2 separate regions of the Mus musculus genome follow, and region 1 is linked to region 2. The links are chromatin contacts, found by Hi-C or POLR2A ChIA-PET in ENCODE. All regions are on one chromosome and are shown on one strand. The core of a region is the stretch at or near the end of the contact, and the rest is flanking DNA. Distances in the headings are between cores, read along the strand shown.

Region 1 (7,236 bases), core at 703-3,202, 56 kb before region 2:
CCCAGCACTGGGAGTTAAAGGCAGGCCTTCTCTTAGTTTGAGGTCAGCATGGTCTATGGAGTGTTTTTAAGAAAAGAGCAACCCTGTCCAGTGAAAATTATTTTCACTGCTACTTCATAAGTGTAATTTTGCTACTATTATGAATTGCTATGGTGTGAATGTCTCTGTATTCTGTTGGTCTGGTCTGGCCTCTGGGCAAGATTTGTTCATCCCAGAATCAATGAGTTGGATATCCACAGCTTGAGAATTGCTGCCTTAGACTGGACCCACACTGTTTTCTCATAGGAGGCAGTCTGTCTGTGTCTTCTTTCCAGAAAGCACCAATGTGACCTCCAACCACAAAATAACTCTTGTTTCTATTTCCTAACTGTCTTTTAGTTACTGTTATGAATCCTAATGTAAGTATCTGAAATGCAGAATATCTACAGGGTAATCTCTGAGAATGGGTTTTTTGACCCCAATGGGTTCTCAGTGTGGAGAACACTGACTTAGAGGCATATAAGGTTGGAGATGGCAATCTGACCTCAACTTGTTCCTCTTTCAGTTTCAGTCTGGTGGCCATGATCTTTCGATCCTGGAGGTCTGGGTATGGTTCCACCTTGAAGTATGCTTCCAGCTCTGAAAGCTGCTCCCAACTGAACTTCTGGTCAAGGGGACCCAGGGTACAGGAGGCTAAGACAGAGAAGGAGAAATGGGTCAGGCAATCTCTATCATGAGAGTGGAGAGTCAGCCCTCACTGTCAAGCCTGATGGTGTGAAATGTGATCTTGAGGGACTCATGGTAGGAGCTAACCTATTGAACAAAGAGGTCCTGAGACCTCTACAGCCTTGCCTGCATGTACCCCTGACACAGTTTTAGCCACTGTCAGGAGATGAGTCTCTCTCACAACCCCAATCTCTGATTTTCCTCTTGGGTAGTCTATGCATCAATAAGATACCTGTGACCCACTTTAATTCCCCACTTTCCAATTCCATCCAGTTAAACTTTTCTGGGGCTAAAGACCTGAATCTTTGGGAAAAAAAAAAAGCAAAAGCAGAGTGGATAGTCACACTCTTAAGCCCAGCAATGGGAGAATTGAGGCAGGAGTATGGAAAGTCTGAACTGCTCATTTTGTTGCTGGAATTATAGAGTCTCTATAGACTGAATTTGGCGGAGAATGGCGGTTGTAAGCCTGTAATCCCAGCACTCAGGTAGAAGGATTTCCTTACAAGATTTCAACATTGCCAGGTTCAACATAGCCAGGCATGGAGCTATTAATCTAAAATCTTAGCACTTGGGAGGCAGAGGGAGGTAGATATCAGAGTTGAGGCCAGCTTGATCTACAGGGAGAGACCATGCCTCCAAAGATACACACAATTGTTCAAGATCATTTCCAACATGCCTGTGTGAGGTCTACTAAACTCAACTATTAGCACCCTCCCTGAAGGAAAACCTGTCAAATGCAAATCTTACAAAATGAAAATCAAAACTAAAAGAATTCATATGAGTCTGCAAACATTTCCCTTGCTAATACAGTAGCCTCAACCTAAGCAGATAGGTTTTTTGGAGGAATCCGACCAAGAGCCTCATAATTAGCTGCTGTTACATTGGTTCTCCCTTCCTTAATTGTGGACCCTGGAGGAGCCAAAGTGCCTGGGGTTCAGACCAGCTCTCTTGACACCACCACATAGACCCCCAACTCCACTGTCATGGCCTTACTTTCTACAAGACCCGGTCTGCTCTTTGGGCCAAAAGGGAAATGCAAACCCAGGCCTCACCATAGCAATCCTGTCCACCCGACAGACTTCATGTAACAGGGTTTTTAGGGCCCAGACTTACTCAGGGAACGTGGAGATGCTTCCATTTCGCCTGTAGCTCACTTCAGTTGTGATTGAAGGTATGCTCTAAGGATTTAGGATTCAAACTGAGCTTCAAGTTGGGCGCACTGAGCAGGGACCCTCCAACCTGTAGCCCCTCCCACAATTTAGCATCCAGCCAAGAGGAAGGGCAGGCTCCACCCAGTGTCTCCTTTGTAGGAGGAAATGGACTCCAGCCAGATACCCAGGTGTTCTTCCCCATTCTTTCCCGAATCTGCTTGCTTCTCCTCTATGTCAAAGCACCATCCTAGTGTGTCAGGGGCCCGCCCTGGCCGTCCATTTGTCCTGATTACCAGACAACCTCTAAGATTACTAAGGTGTCTGCCCTTGTAGGCTTGCTCAGGTGACTGCCTTGATTTCTTTGGGGTTACTTTTAAAAATTAGGGCAAATGGATATTCAAGGGAATACATGGCTAATGAGTCCAGGAACTCCTTTGTAGACCAGGCTATCCTCCAACTCAGAAAACCACTGGCCTCTGCCTCCCAGTGCTGGGATTAAAGGTGTGATCCACTTTACAGGCTCATTGTTGACATCTGTTTGAGATGTTGTCATGTTGTCCAGGGAAGGTTGGAACTTTCAACCTTGTGAGTTTATAGGTTTGTGATACCAAGTCTAGCTCCCTTTGGTGGTTTTTTTTTTTTTTTTTTTTTTTTGAGACAGAGTTTCTCTGTGTAGCCCTGTAGCCCTGGCTGTCCTGGAACTCACCTTGTAGACCAGGTTGTCCTTGAACTCAGAAATCTGCCCGCCTCAGCCTCCCAAGTGCTGGGATTAAAGGCTTGAGCCACCATGCCCTTTGGTGTTTCAACTTTTCTTTTTCTAATAAACCTCGAAGCTGTGGCATTGCACATGTTAGTTACTTTACCACTGAGCCAGTCTTACCCTCCCCCCCCCTCCATCTTCCAACAAAGAAGGGATTTTCATACCCCTGCCCATCCTGGAACTCACTATGGAAACCAGTCTGGCTTCAAAGTCAGAAATCCACCTTTTCTGTCTCCCACTCACTTGGATTAAACTGGTGTTCCACCTCTGCCAGATATCATCTTTTGCTTTTAAAGACTGGCTGGTGTTAAAAGGCCAGAGTGACTGGATAGTTCTCTTGTACAAGACATTCCTCCTGCTGAACAAGGGCAGATATAGTTTAATTTTTTTTTTTTTTTCGAGACAGGGTTTCTCTGTATACCCCTGGCTGTCCTGGAACTCAGCTTGTAGAACAGGCTGGACTGGAACTCAGAAAGCCACCTTACTGTGTCTCCGGAGTGCTGGGATTAAAGGTGCTTACTACCACACCTGGCGCTTTCCTGTATGTATGTATGTATGTATGTATGTATGTATGTATGTATGTATGTATGTATTTATCTGATCAGTGTTTCAGTCAGGGTCTCATTATGTCCCTGTGGCTGCCCTGGACTCAATATGTAGACCAGGTTGTCCTCAAGATCTCAGAGATCTGCCTGCCTCTAATCCAGGTTACTTGGATCAAAGGCCATCCTAGCTTTCTGGAAATGTGAACATTGCTTGACCTTGAAGGGCTGATCTTCCAGATTTCTCCTCCCAAGTGCTGGAATTACGGGCATGCATATGAGACCTAGGCTTCAATCACTGGAGATGAAAAGTATGAGTCTGAGTGTGCTACTAAAAGTGAGACCCAGCAATGTGTTATACCACACTCCCAGGTTTGTTTTCCTTTTTCTTTATAAAGGCTTTGAGCAGAAATTCTGGCTGGGCTGGCACTTGGATATGTAGATTGGGATGTTCTTGCACTCTGCTTCTAAGACAGGAATTAAGGCATGTCCCACCACACCCAAGCCTTTGAGATAAGCCTTTGTTAGAAGGCTACCATGTGTAGCCCTGGGGATGTGGTGGGAGGAAGACAGGTATATTTCTGAGATTTGAGGACCAACCTGGCCTGCATACAGCATTTTAGAGCAGTTATAAATTCAACTGTAGCGGGGCTGTGGTGGAGCATGCCTTTAATCCCAGTACTTGGGAGGCAGAGACAGGCAGATATCTGAGTTTGAGTCCAGCCTGGTCTACAGAGTGAGTTCCAGGACAGCCAGAGCTACAGAGAAATCCTATCTTGAAAACAAAACAAACAAACAAACAAAAAACAAAATCTAGCAAACAAAAATCCTTGTGTCTTGAGATGCCTCAGTGGCCAAAGTCTTTTGCTGCCAGGCCTTGGCCACCTGAGTAGTTGCTGCTAGATTCACCCGTTTATATAAATTTTATAGAATATAATTAGAATGAGGTAGACTAGCATAACAGATCATTTTAGCTTATGGTCCTGTTTGGTTTGAGTTACTCACACCCTTCCCTCTTGTAATAACACACTTGGCAACCTAGTTTCTTCCCATGTGGATACTATGCCCACACACCCCTCTCTACACAGTGCACCCAGCAGCCTCAAAACCCCTTGACCCCCACAACCTCCTTGTGTTATTCATTCTTCTACCTCAAGGATAGTATAGATTTCTCTGCCCACAGCATCAAATTTAGATACATTCTGTTCAAGCAGATTCCTAAAGTGTAGGGTAGTGGGAAGAGATGGGCTGATCTAACTGGAACTGGTTTTGGTTGCATGTACAGTGAGAGGAAACTGTCCTTGGAGTGAACTTTTATAAAGAGTCGCTTCTCCATCTCACGCCTATGCACAGTTGGGTGTGTGCATGGTTAAAATCAGACCATAGTGAGGATGGACATTCAAAGTAGATATATGACTTCATCTGTCAATTAGAATAGAGAACTGTGATGGTTTACATATGCTTGGCCCAGGGAATGGCACTGTTAGGAAGTGTGGCCTTGTTGGAGTGATAGTGTCGCTATGGGTGTGTGCTTAAGACCCTCACCCTTGCTACCTGGAAACCAGTATTCTGCCAGCAGCCTTCAGATGAAAATGTGGAACTCTCAGGTCTGGCCTGGATGCTGCCATGTTCCTGTCCTGATGATAGTGGACTAAACGTCTGAACCTATAAGCCAGCCTCAATTAATTGTTGTCTTTTATAAGACTTGCCTGGGTCATGGTGTCTGTTCACAGCAGTAAAATCCTAAGACAAGAACCTTAGGTGTTAAGAGCACTAGCTGCTTTTCCAGGGGACCCACTTTACATTCCGAGCAACCACATGGCAGCTCACAACCCTCTGTAACTCCAGTGCCAGGGGATCTGATGCCCTCTTCTGGCCTCCACCCTCACCAGGCACACAAAGGTACATAGACACATTCTCAGATAAAACACCCATACCCATAAAATAAAACAACAACAAAAAGAGGACCCCTTAAACTGTATCTTTTAGTAACCACCTTCTCTCTTTTTCTTTCTTGGGTTAATGTGTATGAATAGGAATGGCTAGGACTTAGAATCACTCCTGGATAAGCATGCAGATAGGAAGAAGGGCCTTGGCTAGGTGATAAAGTTGACCTCCAGCAGGGCTGCCTTCTTCCTTATGCTCCTGATCCCAGACAAAAAAGCATGGCAGCTTAAAACAAAGCACAGTCAGGTCCCTGCTCTGATGGACTGGGTCAACAAGTTCAAGGCCAGGTCAGGACTTGTTAACCAATAGTTGAGGCTCAGTCAGTGATCCTGTTTGTCTTCAAACTGACCAATCCTAAATTAGGGAAAGAAAGCAATTTGGCAGAAAACCAAACCAAAACAAAAACCATCCCCTCAAGGAGAAACTAGGCCTCTACTTTCTGAGTTTAGTCCTGTGCTCCCCCCCCATTCCCCCCTCCCTACACAGAGGGTCTTTTCTTGGTCTGCTGCCTGTACTTCCTCACCGCTAATAACAGCTGCTTTTTTTTTTTTTTTTTTTTTTTTTTTTGAGAGAGAGGATTTCTCTCTGTAGCCCTGGCTGTCCTGGAACTCTGGAACTCACTCCGTTAACCATTTTGGCCTCAGAAATTGGCCTGCCTCTGCCTCCCAAGTTCTGGGATTAAAGGCATGTGCCACCACTGTCCAGCAACAGTTGCTCTTGATTGGCTGATTCTACCTGCTCCTGCTTGCTGCATTTGAGTGTATTTGCCTGGTGCTATCACTCTAGAGACTTTTTTTTTTCTGCCTTTTAATTCACTAATTAGCAGGGAAAATGAACCTGATCAAGACCCCTAGATGGTAACAAATATTTTGCCTACACATGTGCCTGTGCATCACATATGTGCCTTGTGTTCTCAGAGGTCAGAAGAAGGTATCAAAAGAGGGAAAGCACACATAGATAGCACCACAACCAAATATCAGGAATCAGCCATAAAGGGTCATTGTTATCTCTCAATATCAATGGTCTCAATCCCCCAATAAAAAGACACAGACTAACAAAAGGATGGGGAAACAGGATCCATCCTTCTGCTGCATCCAAGAAATACACCTTCATTTTTTAAAAAAAGATTTTATTTATTTTATGTATATGAGTATACTGTAGCTGTCTTCAGACACACCAGAAGAGGGCCTTGCATCCCATTACAGATGGTTATGAGCCACCATGTGGTTGCTGGGAATTGAACTCAGAACCTCAGGAAGAGCAGCCAGTGCTTTTAACCAATGAGCCATTTCTCCAGCCCCCAAGAAATACACCTTAATGTTGAGGGTAGATATTATCCCAGGGTAAAAGAATGGAAAAGATATTCTAAGCAAAAGAACCTACAAAGCAAGCTGGTGTAGGCATTTTAGTATCTGACAAAGTAGACTTCAAACCAAAATGAATCAAAAGAATAGAGAAGGATACTTCGTAATCACCAATGAATTAAGTCCACTAAGAGGACATTGCAAATCTTAAAGTCTATGGACCAACCACTAGGGCACCTACCTTTGTAAAAGACAAAAATAAAACAAAATAAAAAATAAAACAACAACAACAAAGGGGACCTCTTAAACTGCTTCTTTTAGTAACCAGCTTCCCTTTTTCTTCTTTCTTGGATAAATGTGTGTGAATAGGAATGGCTAGGACTTAGAATCACTCCCTGATAAGCATGCAGATAGGAAGAAGAGCCTTGGCAAGGTAATAAAGGTGACTTACAGCAGGGTTGGCTTCCTCATACTCCAGACCCTGAGACAAAAGCAAGGCAGCAGCCACGTCCTACAATTTAAATCCCTTATGGACCCTTACACAGTGATAGTCCTATAGCTTAAATCACATATTGACCTGAGGGACCCTAAGGGGTTTTCCATTCCCACACCCTCCTTACAGCTTCCCCTAGGCCAGGTTCCATTCTCCACCCACAGGAACATTCTTGAATAAAAAAATTCTCAGAATGTACTGACTGATAGTCACCTGACCCTCTGGAAAGTCAAATGTGTGTCATGCTTGCTAGCCAATAGATTTAAAGGTAAATATGCTTAGCCAATAAGTTTGAATTGTAACCCTGCTGATGTAACCTGTGCCCCTAAAAACT
Region 2 (6,713 bases), core at 583-3,082:
TGGATGTTTGTAATTTTCAGGCCAGCCTGGTCTATATAGTGAGATTCAGGAGGTTCATGGCCATGTAAACAGATCTTGGGTGAATTGGAAAAGAATAGAACAAAAGCAACGAAGAGTCTCCAGAAATGGGAAGGAATGGGCAGGAGCCATGAGCTATAAACTATATGGAGGTCCCTTTTCTGAGATGGTCACTTCCAAAGAAGATGCATCTTTCTGGCTGTAGTACAAACATAGCAGTACCAAGTTCTCTGTTAGATTTTCAGTTCCCAAGCAAAATGGTCCTATTTATCTTTGCTCAATAAAGAAAGATGTCCAGAATGTGGTCATGATTCCATATGGTTTGAGCAGCAGACTGAGCGGAGCTTCTTGGTGGGATGGTTTCCTAAGTGTGAAAGGATAAAAAATGGGGAGGCTGGAAAGGTTCCTGATGAAAAAGAAATTTCAGGTCAGCCTTTTGGAGTAAACTTTTAGCTCCAAGAACAACATGGGAAAGATGGGAGAGCTTGCTGATGAATAGGGTGAATTTGGCATGACGTTTCTTTGTAGGTTGGGTGGATAGGATGGGAGCTTCTACCCATAGGAATATCTGGTGGTTGATGGAGAGGCTTGTATGTATAAGGCAGGGACTATGGGACTTCCCTGATTTATTTCTCTTAAAAGATATGCATGCAGGACAAGTAAGTGGTATTCTGGCTGAATGGTGTTACAGCCAGGAAGGTGTAAGAATAAGCAGGCCCTCCTCCTGATTATTTCCTTGAAGGAGATAATCAGACTTAGGGCTGAAATCAAGCAATTAGAAACAATGAGGAAAAATATAAAGAATCAACAAAACCAAGAGCTCAACCAGGTAGGCAAACCCTTAGTCAAACTAACTAAAAGGCACAGAGACACAGTATTTTTTCAATCTTCTTTCCCTCTCTCCCTCTCCCTTTCCCCCTGCCCCTCCCTCTCCCTTGCCCCTCCCTCTCCCCCTGCCCCTCCCTTTCCCCTGCCCCTCCCCCTCCTTCCCCCTCCCTCTCCCCTGTCCCTCCCCCTGCCCCTCCTTCCCCCTCCCTCTCCCCTGCCCTCCCCCTCCCCCACCCCTGCCCTCCCCCTTCCCCTCCCTCCCCTTTCCCCTCTCTCCCCTCCCCCTCCTCCTCCCCCCACCCCTCCCCCTTCCTCTCCTTCTCCCTCCCCCTCTCCCCATCTTTTCCAGAAAATATTGAGGTTGTTCACAGGATGGCAATAGCCTCACAAGATTCTATTTGGTTAAATTTGTGTTCAATTTTGTGGTAAAATTTAAACCTCAGTAGATGTGAAGAAAGCTTCCCAGTGACTGAACCACCATCCAAAGAACATGGACCTAGGCCTCCCTGCACGTATGTAGCAGATGTGCAGGCTGGTCTTCATGTGGGTCCAGAGCAACTGGAACAGAAGCTATCCCAAAAGCTCTTGCCTGTATGTAGGATATCTTCTTCTAATCGTGTCTTGTGTCAGTGGGAGAGAAAGCCTAGTAGAGATTTGATACCCACTCAGACCTCCCACTCACTCAGAGGAGAAGGGGATGGGGAATGGGAGGTGGGTGTGGGGGTGTTGAATGGATTGTGTGTGTGTGTGTGTGTATGTGTGTGTGTGTGTGTGACGGGAAGGGGGGCAGTGAATAAGTAAAAAATAAAATAGAATAAAAAAAACCCAAAAACTAAAACTCTGAAAGTTCAAGCTGAGACCAGTGTGGCACCAAAGGGTGGGTGAGGATAATTGATTTGAATGTCTGCAGAGTGGGAGGAACCAAAATGTGGGAGGGGCATTGAATTCAAGTTTGGAGAGAAACGTAACTGCAGGTCCTTTGAGTAGAAGTCAAACAGAGGATTGGGCAAACTATAGCAACCCTCTGATTTCAGGTAAGTTGCCGGGCTGAATGAAATGTTTAAAGTTGCTGGGTGAAGTGGGAATCATGGTGCAGAAGATTGAGAGCTAGTGAAGGAGGAGACTTGAGTACATTCTGTAGCTTGTATGGGTGTTTGATTGGTGAAGTCTAAAATAGGCCCTGTAGAGAGGCAGAAGAAATTGGGTAAATTTAGGAGCTGTGTACGTTTCTCCCATAGTTGTGAACACTGAGGATGAGTCAAGTGCAGGGATAGGGGCGGTCTGTGAATGAGCAATCCGGGGGCCCCAGGTGCTCTGTTCTCCATTCTAGGCCCAGGCCCGAGTCCTGTGTCATGCAGAAAGCCTGGATACATTGATGAGAGGGTTTACTGTAGGAGGTGGGGACTTTGGAGTTTCTCAGATTTCTTTCACTTTAAACGTGTGCATGTAGGACTAGGAGAAAGTTACCGTGGGCTCGCCAGTGACCTTGGGACCAGAGTGAGGTTTATGGTGGCCTAGATAGTGCATGGTGGTGGTGGTGAGTATTCTGGCTCAAAAGCGTCACAGCCATCTAGAAGGTGTAACAATATTGGGTGTTTGGACCAAACCTTTAATTCTAGGACTCAGAAACAATTGGCACGTGGCTCTCTGTGATAAGGAAGCCAGGCTTGTCTGTACAGTGAGATCCAGGACGTCAGGGACATCTATAAGGACCCTGTTTCAAAAAAAAAAAAAAAAGGAGGAATTAGGTGACATCACTGGGCAAAAATGAGCAGGTTCCCTGGGAAGCAGCATGAGAAGAGGCCCATTTCTTTTTTTTTTTTTTTTTAAATATTTATTTATTATATGTAAGTACACTGTAGCTGTCTTCAGACACTCCAGAAGAGGGAGTCAGATCTTGTTACAGATGGTTGTGAGCCACCATGTGGTTGCTGGGATTTGAACTCCGGACCTTCGGAAGAGCAGTCGGGTGCTCTTACTCACTGAGCCATCTCACCAGCCCGAGAAGAGGCCCATTTCTTTTTTCCCCCTTTTCTACTTATCTATTTATCTTTCTTTTTAAGATTATATATATCTATATTTTTTTAATTTTTTATTTTTTATTTTTTTTGGTTTTTCGAGACAGGGTTTCTCTGTGTAGCCCTGGCTGTCCTGGAACTCACTCTGTAGACCAGGCTGGCCTGGAACTCAGAAATCCGCCTGCCTCTGCCTCCCGAGTGCTGGAATTAAAGGCGTGCGCCACCACCGCCTGGCTTGTATTTGGTTTTTGTTGTTGTTGTTTTGTCGAGACAGGGTTTCTCTGTTTAGCTCTGGTTGTCCTGGAACTCACTCTGTAGACCAGGCTGGCCTGGAACTCAGAAATCCGCCTGCCTCTGCCTCCTGAGTGCTGGGATTAAAGGCGTGCGCCACCACCGCCTGGCATATATATATATATATATATATATATATATATATATATATATATATATAATTTTTTTTTTGTTGTTGTTGTTGTTGTTTTGTCGAGACAGGGTTTCTCTGTGTAGCCCTGATTGTCCTGGAACTCACTCTGTAGACCAGGCTGGCCTCGAACTCAGAAATCCGCCTGCCTCTGCCTCCCGAGTGCTGGGATTAAAGGCATGCGCCACCACCGCCTGGCTTGTATTTGTTTTTTTTGTTTTTGTTTTTGTTGTTGTTTTGTCGAGACAGGGTTTCTCTGTGTAGCCCTGATTGTCCTGGAACTCACTCTGTAGACCAGGCTGGCCTCGAACTCAGAAATCCGCCTGCCTCTGCCTCCCGAGTGCTGGGATTAAAGGCGTGCGCCACCACCGCCTGGCTTGTATTTGTTTTTTTTTTTTTTTTGTTTTTGTTGTTGTTTTGTCGAGACAGGGTTTCTCTGTGTAGCCCTGATTGTCCTGGAACTCACTCTGTAGACCAGGCTGGCCTCGAACTCAGAAATCCGCCTGCCTCTGCCTCCCGAGTGCTGGGATTAAAGGCATGCGCCACCACCGCCTGGCTTGTATTTGTTTTTTTTGTTTTTGTTTTTGTTGTTGTTTTGTCGAGACAGGGTTTCTCTGTGTAGCCCTGATTGTCCTGGAACTCACTCTGTAGACCAGGCTGGCCTCGAACTCAGAAATCCGCCTGCCTCTGCCTCCCGAGTGCTGGGATTAAAGGCATGCGCCACCACCGCCTGGCTTGTATTTGTTTTTTTTTTTTTTTTGTTTTTGTTGTTGTTTTGTCGAGACAGGGTTTCTCTGTGTAGCCCTGATTGTCCTGGAACTCACTCTGTAGACCAGGCTGGCCTCGAACTCAGAAATCCGCCTGCCTCTGCCTCCCGAGTGCTGGGATTAAAGGCGTGCGCCACCACCGCCTGGCTTGTATTTGTTTTTTTTTTTTTTTTGTTTTTGTTGTTGTTTTGTCGAGACAGGGTTTCTCTGTGTAGCCCTGATTGTCCTGGAACTCACTCTGTAGACCAGGCTGGCCTCGAACTCAGAAATCCGCCTGCCTCTGCCTCCCGAGTGCTGGGATTAAAGGCGTGCGCCACCACCGCCTGGCTTGTATTTGTTTTTTTTTTTTTTTGTTTTTGTTTTTGTTGTTGTTTTGTCGAGACAGGGTTTCTCTGTGTAGCCCTGGTTGTCCTGGAACTCACTCTGTAGACCAGGCTGGCCTCGAACTCAGAAATCCACCTGCCTCTGCCTCCCAAGTGCTGGGATTAAAGGCGTGTGCCACCACCGCCCGGTTTAAGATTTTTTATAAGATTACTTTAAAAAAAATTAGATATTTTCTTTATTTACTTTTCAAATGTTATTCCCTTTCCTGGTTTCCCCTCCGAAAACCCCCTATCCTCTCCCCCATCCCCTTTTTACTAACCCACCCACTCCTGCTTCCTGGCCCTGGCATTCCCCTATACTGGGGCATAGAACCTTCACAGGACCAAGGGCCTCTTCTCTCACTGATGACAAACTAGGCCATCCTCTGCTACATATGCAGCTAGAGCCATGAGTCCCACCATGTGTTTTCTTTGGTTGGTGGTTTAGTCCTAGGGAGCTCTGGGGGTACCGGTTAGTCATATTGTTGTTCCTCCTATGGGGCTGCAAACCCCTTCAGCTCCTTCAGCTCTTTTCTCTAACTCCTTCATTGGAGACCCTGTGCTCTGTCCAGTGGATGGCTCTGAGCATCCACTTCTGTATTTTTCAGGCACTGGCAGAACCTCTCAGGAGACAGTTTTATCAGGCTCTTGTTGGCATCCACAATAGTGTCTGGGTTTGGTGGTTGTATATAGGATGGATCCCTGGTGGGGCAGTCTCTGGATGGTCATTCCTTCAGTCTCTGCTCCCTTTTTCTTCTATTGGATATTTTTATTTATTTACATTTCAAATGTTATTCCCTTTCCAGGTCTCCCCTCTGGAACCCACCATCCCATCCCCCTTCCCCCTGTCTCTGTGAGGGTGGTACTCCACCCACCCACAAACCTACTTCCACCTTCCCGCCCTGGCATTCCTCTAAGTTGGGGCATGGAACACCCTCAGGCTCAAGGGCCTCTCCTTCAACTTATGTTCAACAAAGCCATCCTCTGCCACATATGCGGCCGGAGCCATGGGTCCTTCCATGTGTACTCTTTGGTTGGTAGTCCAGTCTCTGGGAGCTCTGAGGGGGGGGTCTGGCCGGTTGACACTGTTGGTCCCCCCATGGGGCTGCAAACCTCCTCAGCATATGAAGCTCAAGAAGGAGGCCCATTTCTTAAGATAGTCACAGAATATTCAAGGACAAATTTCTTCTAGATGGTGATGAAAGAGGTCAGGTGACCTGAAGGGATGGGTGTGGTGTGTTGTGGTTGTACATGCTTTTAATCTAAGCACTGGGTAGGGTGGTAGAGCCATGTGGATCTCTAGGAGTTCTAGGTCAGCCTTGTCTAAGCTGAGTTATAGGACAGCCAGGGAGCTCATACAGATCAACCCATTTCTCAAAAATATCAAAAGACAAAAAAGTTGTCTTCCACCTGTCCAAGTTTCCATAAAGTATGTCTGCAGACTGAGTATGTCCATAGGGTGGGAATGTCTGCTGGATGTGAGGGGATGAAAGGAGGGGCCTATGTGAGGGTCCTGGGTGGAGATTCAACGAAGGCCAAGTCCTTGGAGTAGTTTCAATACCAGGGTGGGTTTGTGCTAGATATAAGAGCCTTATTTCCAGAGTAATTAGACCTTGAGTGATGAGGGTGAGATGGGGTCACATATGATCCTGTTCTATGGCTCTTCACTCTTTGGTTAGAGTCAGAGATTCCAGCAGAAAGGAAGAGGATCCGTGACTTTTTAAAAATTAAATTATTTTATTTATTTGCACTCCAAATGTTGCCCCCTGTCTTCTTCACCCCTCCTCACTGTTGGCTCTGAGAGGGTGCTCCCCCACACAGGCTCCCCTCACCCACTCACCCACCTACTCCCACCTCAACGCCTCCAGGGATCTAGGACTTTTAAACTTTGTGGGAGGACATTCAATTGCTAGCCTCCCTGGGCTGACAGAGTCATATTAACACAGGAGCTATTTGTATGTTTATTGCAATGTTGAGCATACTTATAGGCATGGGAGACAGAGGCAGGTGGTCAGAAAGAGTGAGGCTCTTGACTGATCCCTGCTCTATAGGAAGTCCAAAGCATGTGCTGGGTAGGTATGATTGGTGGTCTCTGGAGCTTTTCTGATATGTTTCCTTTTTTTCCCCCTAGGTTCTCCTGTAGGAACATGCTTCAATACAATCAGAGCCCACATATGCCCCAAGATCCCTCCTTGCATTCAAAATTCCAAATGTCTTCAAGTGCACCCATAGAAATCAGTTTTCAAATGCATCAAGAACCTGCAAGGAATTTGCCTTTCCAAATGTGCCAGAGTCCTCT

What was found. Hi-C counts contacts between places; a loop is a spot of excess contacts on that map. ChIA-PET counts read pairs that join two places held with the same protein, here RNA polymerase II (POLR2A).
Region 1: a map of gastrocnemius shows a loop between it and region 2 (4-fold over the local background). The contact joins the promoter of Crxos here to the promoter of Obox6 in region 2. A Hi-C loop is called at or near these places in 1 of 37 maps with a recorded cell type or tissue (gastrocnemius). POLR2A ChIA-PET finds 5 or more read pairs at or near these places in 1 of 5 experiments (embryonic stem cell).

The regions. Positions count from the first base shown.
Region 1 is chr7:15,890,840-15,898,075 of GRCm38, reverse strand. Crxos (cone-rod homeobox, opposite strand) reads right to left here and starts at 1,952. Exons shown (of 5, transcript NM_001033638.2): 1 at 1,819-1,952; 2 at 524-672. The coding sequence starts at 1,843.
Region 2 is chr7:15,834,798-15,841,510 of GRCm38, reverse strand. Obox6 (oocyte specific homeobox 6) reads left to right here and starts at 1,832. Exons shown (of 3, transcript NM_145710.2): 1 at 1,832-1,880; 2 at 6,546-6,713. The coding sequence starts at 6,562.